Regions from separate parts of the Homo sapiens genome. Here region 1 is linked to region 2. The links are chromatin contacts, found by Hi-C or POLR2A ChIA-PET in ENCODE. All regions are on one chromosome and are shown on one strand. Each heading gives the region's core, a stretch centred on a gene start or an enhancer-like site at or near the end of the contact. The rest is flanking DNA. Distances are from core to core; before and after follow the strand shown. Region 1 overlaps TRIM44 (tripartite motif containing 44). Region 2 overlaps LDLRAD3 (low density lipoprotein receptor class A domain containing 3).

Region 1 (5,522 bases), core at 15-2,514, 350 kb after region 2:
AGATTTCCTTAGTTTTTCCCTAAAGTCCCTTTCCTGCTCCAGATTTCACTCAGAATACCACATTTCATCATTAAGTTTCCATAGGCTCCTCTCGGCTCTGACAGTTTCTCAGACTTTTCTTGTTTGTGATGGTGAGGACGGTTTTGAGGGGTGCTGATCAGGTATTTTGCAGAATGTCCCTCAATCGGAAGCTGTCTGATGTTTTTCTCACAATTAGCCCATGGTTATGGGCTTTTGGAAGGAAAATTACAGAGGTAAAGTGCCATTATCATTACATCATATCAAGGGTTGATACTATCAATATGACAGCACTGTTGAAGGTGGCCTTGACCACCTGGCTGAGGTAGTGCTTGTCATGTTTTTCTATGGTATGGCTACTCTTTTTTCCCATTCCCACAGTGTATTCTCTGGAAGGAAGTCACTACGAGCCACCTATACTTAAAGAGTGAGGAGTTACGTTCCCTCTCCTTGAGGGTGAAATATCTACATACATTATGTGGAATACTTTCAAACATGAGCTTTGTCTCTTCTCCTTCATTTATTTATTTGATCATTTATATCAGAATGGACTCATGGATGTTTATTTTATTCTTTGGGTTATAATCCAATATTACTATTTTGTTGCTCAAACTGCTCAGCTTTGGCCTTTGAGTGCTCTGTTAGTTGGGTCCTATGTTCCATTGACATATCCCCATCAATAACGGTTTTCTGGTTTTTTGTTTTGTTTTTGTTTTTGAGCACTTCCCTACTTTCTAGCACTACACAGCCTTCAGGCTTAGCTATTTCCTCCCCAGACCTAAAATCAGATATTCTGCAAAGAACACAAGAGATATGGTTTTAGAGGCATTTGATACTACCCTCCAGAAATCTTATATTGATTTACAATCATTACTCACATCGGCACAGGAATGCCCATTTTCCCCACACCCTTGCCAATAACGGGGCAATTTCAAAGTGTCTGCAGGGAGATGACCTGGCATGGGATACAGTGTGTGCATATATATGCATGTATGGGTCTATCTGTTCCATCTCTTTAAAATAACTTCTACATTACTCAGTTTCCTGTTGAACTTCAAGAGAAAAATGCCCTGGGGCCAGTTAAGTTTTTCCTTTTCTTTGCCTTTACATTGGCCTTCCCCAGCTTCCCTTTCCTCCCCCCAGTGCTGCTGGATTTTCTATCACTGGCGATCTCCTGTGATGAGGTCTGAAAGGAACCTTTCCTATACCCTCTACTAGGGCCCAGGCAATTTCAGGGGGTGGAGAGTTAGAAGCAGAAATTAGCCCAAGGACTTGCCTTCCCTGCTTCCTGTACCTTCAGGAAATCCACCTGACCCAGTTTCCTCATCTTCTTTTGGCATGTGTATAATGGAAACCAAATCTCTCTCAAGCAGTTTCCTTCCATAGAAATCTTAAACATAAGATTTAATAAAATGCTGGACTTCAAATTTCCTGTTGCCTCAGCTGCTGTATCTCACAAGTTACCAAAGAGAAAAAGAGAAAGGATCAATAAATAAATATACTTGACACTTATCTCTAATCTCTGTCTGAATAGAGATTCACGCTGTATGTGTGCATGCACAAGTGTGTGTGTGACAGCGAGCGAGCGAGGCAGATACACACACGTGCGCGCGCGCACACACACACAGAAAACAGTTCTCAGTAGCTTTGGGAGTCCCATGATGATGACCTTCAACTGAAGTTGTAGGAAGTTGGAAGTATACCAACCCATAATGACCTAGTGCTACTTTTCATATGGCAGCGGGTTATGAATATGGACCTAGGAGTCACAAACACCTGGGTTTGAATCACAGCTCTGCCACTTACTAGCTGTGTGATTTTGAGGTCGGTGTTCGTACTTGGAAATAGTGGACAATGTAGTACCTACCAGAAGAGCTGCTGGAAGGATTAAATTAGATTAATGTATATGAAGTGGTTGGCAGATATATAAAGAGCTTGACATAGTACCTATCACACAATAAGTGCTCAAAACATTTTATAGTTATTTAATAACATCATATGAAGAAACCAAGACTAAGAGAGACTAAAAGTCATACAGTGAGTTGATGGTAGAGTGAGATCGACTGGAAGTCAGTTTCTGGCTCCTGAATATTTCACCATACCTGCAACACCCATTTCCTCTGAAACTGCTATCTATTAAAAAAAAACGGGAAGAGTTAACACTGTTGTCACCTGTACACTCTAGGCACCATGCTGTCATTCCAATGGGCTAAAGATTCCTTCTCAAGTTTGTTCTTTTAGTGTACAGGCCATTTAAAAAATAAAGACGGTGACAGCTATCATGAATAAGAATGCATTCTATGTGCCAAGCATGGTGCTCAAAATCTTAGCAGCACCATCTCCCTATCCCACTGAGTCCAATAGCATGTCCTATTGACTCACCCTGCACAACCTCTCCCATGTGTGTCCATTCATCTTCTCCACTGCTGCCACCATCTCCTGCTTGAACTATTGGAGTTGCTTCTTGACTAGTCTTCCTACTTCTAATCTTAATGCACTATTGCCTATTATCCAAACTGTATTCAGAATAATATTTCAAAAATGTGCAATAGATTATATCAGTACCCCATTTAAAAATCCTTCAATGGCTTCCTATAACCCCTAGAATAAAGTCCATAGCCCACAGATTCCTACATGCTTTGGCCCCTCTCTCCCTTTCCAGCCTGATTCATGCCACCTTCCAGCCACGCTGGCTTTCTTTCTGTTCCCCAAGTAAGCTGATCTTGTTTGTGCCTTAAGGCTTGTGCTTTGCTGGTCTGCCTCAAAGCTCTTACCCTCACATCTTGGAATGAATGACTCATTAACATTCAGGTCTCAGCTCCAATATCATCTTTTCAGATGCTGTCCTGGACCAGGAAATCTAGAGTAGCCACCCCATCCCTGTACTATTACACTAAATTGCTGTATTGTCTTCATAGCACTGATCACTATCTAAAATTATTTTGTGGTGGCAAACGGCTTTAACTATTTTGTTCCCTGCCGTATCACCAGTACCTGGTAATGTGCTTGGCACTGGTGAAACTGCAACAAATGTTTTTGAGTGAATGAATAAATGATCAAAACAATCGTATAAAGCGTGACTGTTCAAGAAACCTTCCCAGGCAAACCATGGGCCACTTGCTGGTCATGGAGACACTGCCTAGGAATCTCATGAACAGCTTACTTTGACAGGTAAATCCAACCTCCATTTCTTTTCTAATTGTCTCTGCAATGACCAGGCACACATAACCACTGGAGCTCTAGACTGAATTAAAATGCTGCATCATAAACTGATTATTCTTACAAACAAGTAAGCCTTACTGGAAGCCGTATGAGTAAAGGATGGCGTGGCCCATGGACAGGGAATACTGTTACAGTGACAAAGCAGAAGCAAGCTCATATCCAGCCTTCCCTAAACAAAGAAACCTGAAGAACAAATTCACCTCCATGAAGAAATGTTCTCATCTGGCTTCTCTATAAAACAGCTGTGTGTTTGCCAACTTCTAACTCTCCACAACCCAGCTGTGAGCTGTTCTCAAGGCAGGCTTGGATTCTAATACTTTATCCACCTCTTACCCTAACAGTCTATGAAGGGAGAGAGATGAGGATGATATCAAGTCAGCAAGGCCAAGATAGAGGTGAGGGGATACTTAATTCATGGCTCCCCTCTTTCCCTCAGATGAAATGTCAGCTGAGGCATGGATCCAGAAGTGGGAGAGCTGGGTTAGTTATTGTGGTGGTTGAGACTGATCATGGAAAAAGCACACAACTAAGTTTTGAGACCCCATTCCAGCATGCATTAGCAGTACAACCTTGGGTGAGATGCCTCTTTAAAGTTTCCATATCTGTAAAATGAGGATAATTATACATTATAAGCACTTACAATTAATAAATGGAAGTTATTACTTGCTAGACACTGAACTAATTAATCACTTCATCCAAATCTTTACAGTTTTCATAATAACCCTGTGTAACAGCATTAACACTCCATTTTACAGACGAAGAAAATACAGAGTAGACAAAGGAAGTAACATCCCAAGGTCCCACAATCCTAGGCAGCGCTGAAACTACCATGGCCTGGCTCTTGTTTTTGGCCCCGGGCAATGAGGAGTGAAGGGAGCACATGAGGGGGCTTGTGACATCAGCTGGCTGCATTTATTCAGCTGGGTTATTGGTAATGCCTCATTACTAGTAGCAGAGGAGGTAACTGGTACCTTGTTGCTAAAGATGTTCCAAGGCCTTGGCAGACTCAAACTCCAGTCTGGGCACCAATTACTCGAAAACTTTCTCCTCGTTACAGGGGATCCCAATAGTCTCTTAGTTTATTTATTTATTTTTGAGACAGAGTCTCACTCTGTCGCACAGGCTGGAGTGCAGTGGCGTAATCTTGGCTCACTGCAACCTCCGCCTCTTGGGTTCAAGCGACTCTCCTGCCTCAGCCTCCTGAGTAGCTGGGATTACAGGCACACACCACCATGCCAGGCTAATTTTTGTATTTTTAGTAGCGACGGGTTTTCACCATGTTGGCCAGGCTGGTCTCGAACTCCTGACCTCAGGTGATCCGGCTGCCCCAGCCTCCCAAAGTGCTGGGATTACACGTGTGAGCCATTATGCCTGGCCCCAATAGTGTCTTTTTATTTGTTGTTTGTTTTTTAAAAAAGAAGCCGCACAGCTAGATTTCTTTTTTTTTTTTTCAGTTTTTATAACTGCAGCCGGTCATGACTCTCCTGTTGTAACCTGGCTGCAAAGTGGCCATTTCCCTCAGATTCTCATCTTGGTTCTTGTGGGCTCCAGCAAACAGTCATGTAAAAGGGCCTGCCACCAAAACCTGTTCCCCTGAACTTAGGACAGAATCTCGTTGGGTCAGATATTGGTTTCATTTTCAATCCTGCCTGTCCTGCAGTGAGAGGCACCAAGGTCTCACTCATTTAATTAGGTTACATAGAAATATCTTTCAAGGTTTGAGCTGATTTTCACTAGACCCTACCAAAGGATGAAATTTGAATTAAGTGCCATCAGGGAACCAGTGATGCAGGTGGTCTGACACATCACTGCTCTATCCTTGCAGCCTCCAGAGGTTCAGGGCTTCAGTGCACCTCAGCACCGTTATGTTGTAAAAGTCAGTCTTTGTCACTTGAGCTCTTTGGAGGCTGCATTTGTTTCTCATTCACTATTTTACCCCTAGTTTGGCAACATGCCTGGCACTGAAGACATTTGGCAGCTGGCATATGGCAGCTCTCATAACTTGCTTTGGCCCAGAAGGAGGGATTTCACTGGTGAGATAAGAGGCAGGGAAGGTAAACCTTCAAGGTAAAAACTACATCCAGCAGGAAAGCATACCTTTCTCTACGAGCACTAAGATCTGTCTACTTGAAGAATTCCTACAGGAGGTAGTATAATATGTTAGGATCATCCACTTTGGAATGAGACCAGGATTACTTACCATCCAAGCCCTTCAGCTCTGAGCTGTGTAACTTTGGCAAAGCTATTTAACATCTAGGCCTCAGTTTCCTCATCTGTGAAAT
Region 2 (5,707 bases), core at 2,704-5,203:
AGAAACCCCCTAATGGCAGGAATTTAAACATTTGCCCACCACTAGAGCAAATAAATATGCACATAGCTGCATTCCTCCCTTCTCCTTTGTTCAAGAAGCAGAAAAAAATAAGGCCAAAAGAGAGCACTTGGGAAATGGGTCACTGGGATTGCAAAAAGGGATGTTCCACTTAGCCATTCAAAATGTGTCTTGCTAATTAAGAACATGTACTTGGTAACAGGGTCTACCTTTATGACAAATTTACAGACAGATCCAGAAATAGATCAACCAAGGTAATCCAGAGACAAGCCTCAATGTCCTAAGAGAGGGAGGGGTGCCAACTGACCCAGCAAAAGGTCTGGGAAAGCAGAGATACCCCCAACTGTGTTCAATTAAAAGTTCTCTCCCACAGCAACCAGAGCCAGCCAGTGCTCAGACAGAAACTTATATGGAATTTACTCATCTTGCTTGACAATAATCTCCGGTCCCTCCTGGGCTCAAGTGCTTTCTGCAGCAATGTTAGGTGGCATTTATTCACTCCTGAAGTATACATTCAACAAATATTTGCTGCAGGAGGACCTGTTCTGAGAAGTGGGGATACCACATCTACAACTCAGAGTTCCTATGCCCATGGAGCACATCCTGGTCAAGCACCCCGACTATGCTGGGCATCTCTCGGCGTCCTCCAAGAACCCGAAGCCATTAAGTGTTACTAACCCCTTTGTTGGAGATCCTGAGGCTCAGAGTGAGAAAATAACTTGCCACAAATCCATGGTAAATGGCAGATTCAGGAGTGGAACCCAGGTGAGCAGGACCTCAGAGTATTCATCCACAAACCTTAATCATCCCTGCCTCAATTAAGAAAGGAGACTGCTTGATTGTACCCTTGACTGAAAGCTTCCTCTCCCTCTTTGTTGGAGGTCCCCAAGAGCACCCCAATTGTGAAGATTTGCTAAGAGGACTCACAGGACTCAGCATATACTTGTACTCACAGGCACAATGTATTAGAGCAAAAGGTTACAGAGCAAAAATAGCATGGAAAAAGGTGCATGGAGTAAAGTCTGGGGGAAACCAGGTGCAAGCTGTCAAGCGTCCCAACTATTTATCCTAAAACAGACCTGCTATTTCAACTTTTTTCTGCACACCTTTCTGTTAGAAAAGCTGATCTGTGCAAATGGCCAAAGGGAGTTGGAAGCAGACAAAGCCAGAAGTATAGATGAAACCCTCCCTGAAAGAAGAATGGATGAATTTGTAAAACAGACTATATGGAGGATTTTTTTGGTGGGAGTGAATAGGGACACGGGTAGGGGCTGGGTGATTTCATTATGAAAGAGGTTTGGAAAGGGGAAAGCACTGGCACCAGCATCAGAGGACCTAAGGCTCTGTTTGACTTAAGGTCAATTCCTATCGCTAACGAGCTGTGTGACTGTGGCCAAGTCACTTAACCTCTCTGGTTTTCTCATCTGTAAAATGAGACGAAAGCTGAATTAGATAAACCTCTAATGGTCTTTCTGTCTCTGATAGCATCTGGTTTTATAACTGACTAGAGATTTTCTTTAAAATGGAAAGATTCCCTGGTGAATTTAGAAAATGACTCAATTCCACACAGCTTTCAGGAGCACGTGTATCACAAAGTGAGACTCATCTATGGATTCTTTAGCTAAAGGAAAAGGAAAGTGTGTGTTGGAGGGAAAGAGAGCATTTCTCAGCCAAGTGGCCAATTTGCGGTTTCAGTTCCCTTAGGAGGCGTTTGGAAATTCAGCATTCCTTGGTTCTACCAGTTTTTACCTCACTCAGGAAAAGGGAGTTGGATGGGCTGGTTTGGGAAGCTGGTGGTGGTCACAGAAGTCACTGCAGACACTTTGGGGTAATTTTCTCCAAGTCATCCAGCTAAAGTGTTGGGGTCAAGTCTATGAAGCTCTCTGGTAGCCCCAGCTCATGATCTAGCATTTCCTTGTAGTGGTACTAAGAGACAAGACAATAGTACTCAGTGGGCTGGGAGGAACTGTTTATTTTCCTTCCTTTTATTCTATTGATTGATTGTAAAGTCTAGCCTGCTTGGTAGAATTCATGCTAGCGCCAGGGTCTCTACTACAGACACTGATGTGTAACTGGCACTAGACAGGACTGGGGATTTTGACCAATATACATTTATCAAGCTCAATGGAGGAGGTGGAAGACTAAAAACAATTCAAAGTGGGATCCCGCCCTCACGGAACTTAGCATCTATTAAGGAGGGAGCGGAGTGCCATGGAAAGACCATGGGCTTTGGAAAGAGACCTGAGTTGACTACAGCCCAGCCCAATTGTTTACTAGCTATGTGGCCCTGGGCAAGAAACTTAACATTTGTAGCCTTAGTTTCCTTCTTCGTAAAATGGCGGTAACAGAGTCCAACTGTTAGGGCTGAGATTATCTATATGAAGGTCTTGGCACAGTGGCCAGCAGTGCCTCTCTTCTGTATTCGATGTAAATGGCACCCCCTGAAGTTTTGCGATGTGCACCCCTGGCCCATCTTACTACACAATACTGTGTATTGTGTAGTAAGTGCTCAATACACAGTAGCTGCTATTATGACTGTCTCTAATGTTACCATGTGGGTACATCAGAGCTGGGATAGAATTCAGGTCATTCCCAGATATGAGCATGATTCACTGAAACAGCACCATGTGAATTACAATTTGAACAACTGGAAACCTCTGGCCTGGCTAGACTGGTGAGGGCGTTCTAGACAGACAGAAAAGTGTGCCTGAAAGGTGGGAAACCAAGGATTGTTCAGAGGTGCCTATGGGTGCATGTGGTGAACAGATCAGACCTCGGAGAACTTTCCATGTCCAGTAAGAGATTCAGCTTTATGCTACTGGCAATGAGGGGCTATTGTGTGTTTGAACACAGACAGCAAGACAAGCAGGACTGGGCTTTCAGTGACAAGGACTGGAGGTCAGGAAGGCTCATTAGAAAGCTACTGCAAAAGCAGGAGGTAGAGAGAAGGCCAGAATTTGGGCATGGGCATTCAGCTTCAACAAGGGATCTTTCTTTCTTTCTTTCCTTTTTAATTTTTTATTTATTTATTTTTTTGAAACAGAGTCTTGCTCTGTTGCCCAGGCTGGAGTGCAGTGGCTCAATCTTGGCTCACGGCAACCTCTGCCTCCTGGGTTCACACCATTCTCCTGCCTCAGCCTCCCAAGTAGCTGGGACTACAGGCGCCCGCCACCACGCCCGGCTAATTTTTTTTGTATTTTTAGTAGAGATGGGGTTTCACTGTGTTAGCCAGGATGGTCTTGCCTTTTTTATTTTTTTTTAAAGAGACAAGGTCTCGCTCTACCACCCACGCTGGAGTGCACTGGTACAATTATAACACACGGCAGCCTGGGACTCCTGGGTGCAAGTGATCCTCCCACCTCAGCCTCCTGGGTAGCTGGGACTACAGGCGTGTGGTACCACGCCTGGCTAATTTTTAATTTTTTTGTAGAGATGAGGTCTCACTTTGTTGCCCTGGCTGTTCTCAAACTCCTGGCCCCAAGTGATCCTGCTGCCTCAGCCTCCCAAAGTGTTGAGATTACACGTGTGAGCCACTGTGCCTGCCTTCAACAGGGAATCTTTAAAGAGTAATATTCATGCCTCATTTATGGAACAAATATTGTTCTCAGTTCTCAGATACCGGTGTCCAAGACAGACACAGCCACTAGGAGGCAACATTGTTCTTCCCTAGAGATGGGACACCACACAGTCCCCAGGTAAACGATACCCCCTGCAGCCTGGTGGATAGTTCAAGAAAGCTGTTTTGGGGAATGAAAAAGGACACCCCACCTTCCACCTCATCCTACCACACTCCCTATTCCACCGTTCACGCCTGCCCTGGCCTGGTGAATGCCAAAGCAATGCTGTAAGAGAGACCCAGGGCTTTAGCCCTCAATTCAGCCACATTCATGAGTCATGAGTCATGAGGAACATGAGTCATGAGGAACAGTCATGAGGAACACATTCATGAGTCATGAGGAACAGACGCAGAGCCTCAATGGGGCCCCAAGTCAGCAAGGGATGCACCTGCCCCAGCACTTCTGGAAGCTCTGGCACTGTGTTCAGTGCCCTCATACCCTGGTCACCAAGCCCCAGGAGATGGTTTTCTACCCAATTACCAACTGAGACAAACGTGGCAGGACACTACAGCGCTGGGAGCCACAGACCCTGGCCACCAGCCCAGAAGCAGACTCACAGCTCTGACATTTTCAACAGGTAGATAGGAGCAGCGAACAGATTCAAACTCCCTCTCATCCTCATCTCTCACCAGCTGGACAACACTGCTGTGCAGGGACAGCGTCTCAGACACAGACGGTGCTTCTTGAATCATTTGTCTTTCTGGGGCCTTCCAAGTTGGGTTATTTTGTCCTATCCTTTCTAGCGACTGCATACTGATACTTTCTTTCCCCTTTTTCTCTTGCTTCCTGCCAACTTAACTTTATCCAGGATGGTCTTTGCATTTGTTGTGCCCACAACTCTCCAACCGCTATTCTTTTGTAGATTTTATCTGACAGATTTCATTTTACCTTCTGCACAGGCATCTGACCATCCCCTGACGTCTGATGTCTTCTCCCCTCCCAGGCCTGAGTGCCTGATCATTCCCTCAAGAATCTTGCAGAAAGGCCATCTTCCCTGGCTACTCCCAAATGGAGTTCAAAGCTCCCCTTTTCTGCTACCTTGGTACTCAACAGAACTCATCATGTGGGCATGAGTCTGTCCCTCTTCTTAGATAAGGAGTTTCCAGACGCTGTGGCCAGGTGTTCTCTCTTTATCATCCCAGTGTGCGACATGGGGCCTGGTTCATCATACGTATCAACACAGTTGGCTAAATGGATGGATGCACAAGGTAGACTGAATGAAGGACCATTTCACTAACTTCATTTGTCTCTCCTAGAGCAGCTGCCACCACCATCTGTTACAAAACCTTCAAACTGAAATGTTACTTCAATTCCTTTCCAACACTTTCTGCCTACCCAAGCCAGGGGATGCCTCCTTCACAGAGCTGGTCATCTGTGGGTAGCAGAAGACAAGTGAATGCACCATGTCCCTCAGACCTTTGAAGATATAGCTTGGGAGTCTTGCTGGGGTAAAGTGGTCCTGGCTCCATTCCCTGGCTGCTTCATGTTCCCAAGGGTCATACAAAGACCCAGAGTCTGAGACTGCAGAAAACCCCAAGACGGCCCTATCTCCTTCTCCTTGGCTGTCACTCAGATTCCCACCCAAACCTCCTCCAACTCCATGACTCTAAACACAGGATAGACTGAAGCATTCCCTTCTAGTTCTACTGGTAAATATAACTGTCAGAAGATTTTTCCAAAAGCAGGCAGTGAGAGAAAAATCATAAAGGCAGCAAAGTCCTCGTTAGGGAATAGAAAAGTTGGATTTGCCACCAAATGAACCGAGATGCCCCTACAGTCACCCCAGAAAATACACCCTGAGTGTATCGAGATAGTCATCTGAGCACTCGCAGATGTCTCCTTCCCGCTTCCAGATCCCTAAAGTGACAGGGCAGGGGTTAAAACACAAAGATCACAGGGTTGAGAACCAAGGAGAGGACCATCACTGGGCTCCTTTTCTAAAATCCCTATGCTAGATATATAACATTTATTTAATAAGAAAAACAGAAACAATGAAAACAATCTGGCCAGGTGTGGTGGCTCACGCCTGTAATCCCAGCATTTTGGGAGGCCGAGGTGGGCAGATCACTGAG

What was found. A loop is a pair of places that touch in the nucleus more often than their neighbours do. ChIA-PET counts read pairs that join two places held with the same protein, here RNA polymerase II (POLR2A). Pooled maps may share reads with other maps.
Region 1: a map of PC-9 shows a loop between it and region 2 (3-fold over the local background). The contact joins two enhancer-like sites. A Hi-C loop is called at or near these places in 1 of 168 maps with a recorded cell type or tissue (PC-9) and 4 of 50 pooled maps. POLR2A ChIA-PET finds 5 or more read pairs at or near these places in 1 of 52 experiments (Panc1).

What each region holds. Positions count from the first base shown.
Region 1 is chr11:35,792,338-35,797,859 of GRCh38, reverse strand. The region is part of intron 4 of TRIM44 (tripartite motif containing 44); the gene reads right to left. Among named protein-coding and RNA genes, the nearest start is that of TRIM44, 130 kb to the right of the region's middle. Within about 2 kb of position 1,264, at least 5 of the 41 ENCODE cell types and tissues checked have a DNase peak (open chromatin) inside an H3K27ac peak, as active enhancers do; they include PC-9 and Panc1, where a contact is called at or near this core.
Region 2 is chr11:36,148,102-36,153,808 of GRCh38, reverse strand. All of the region lies in intron 4 of LDLRAD3 (low density lipoprotein receptor class A domain containing 3), which reads right to left. Among named protein-coding and RNA genes, the nearest start is that of COMMD9, 140 kb to the left of the region's middle. RefSeq lists enhancers at 283-452, 3,760-3,939, 3,819-4,392, 3,332-4,531. Within about 2 kb of position 3,953, at least 14 of the 41 ENCODE cell types and tissues checked have a DNase peak (open chromatin) inside an H3K27ac peak, as active enhancers do; they include PC-9 and Panc1, where a contact is called at or near this core.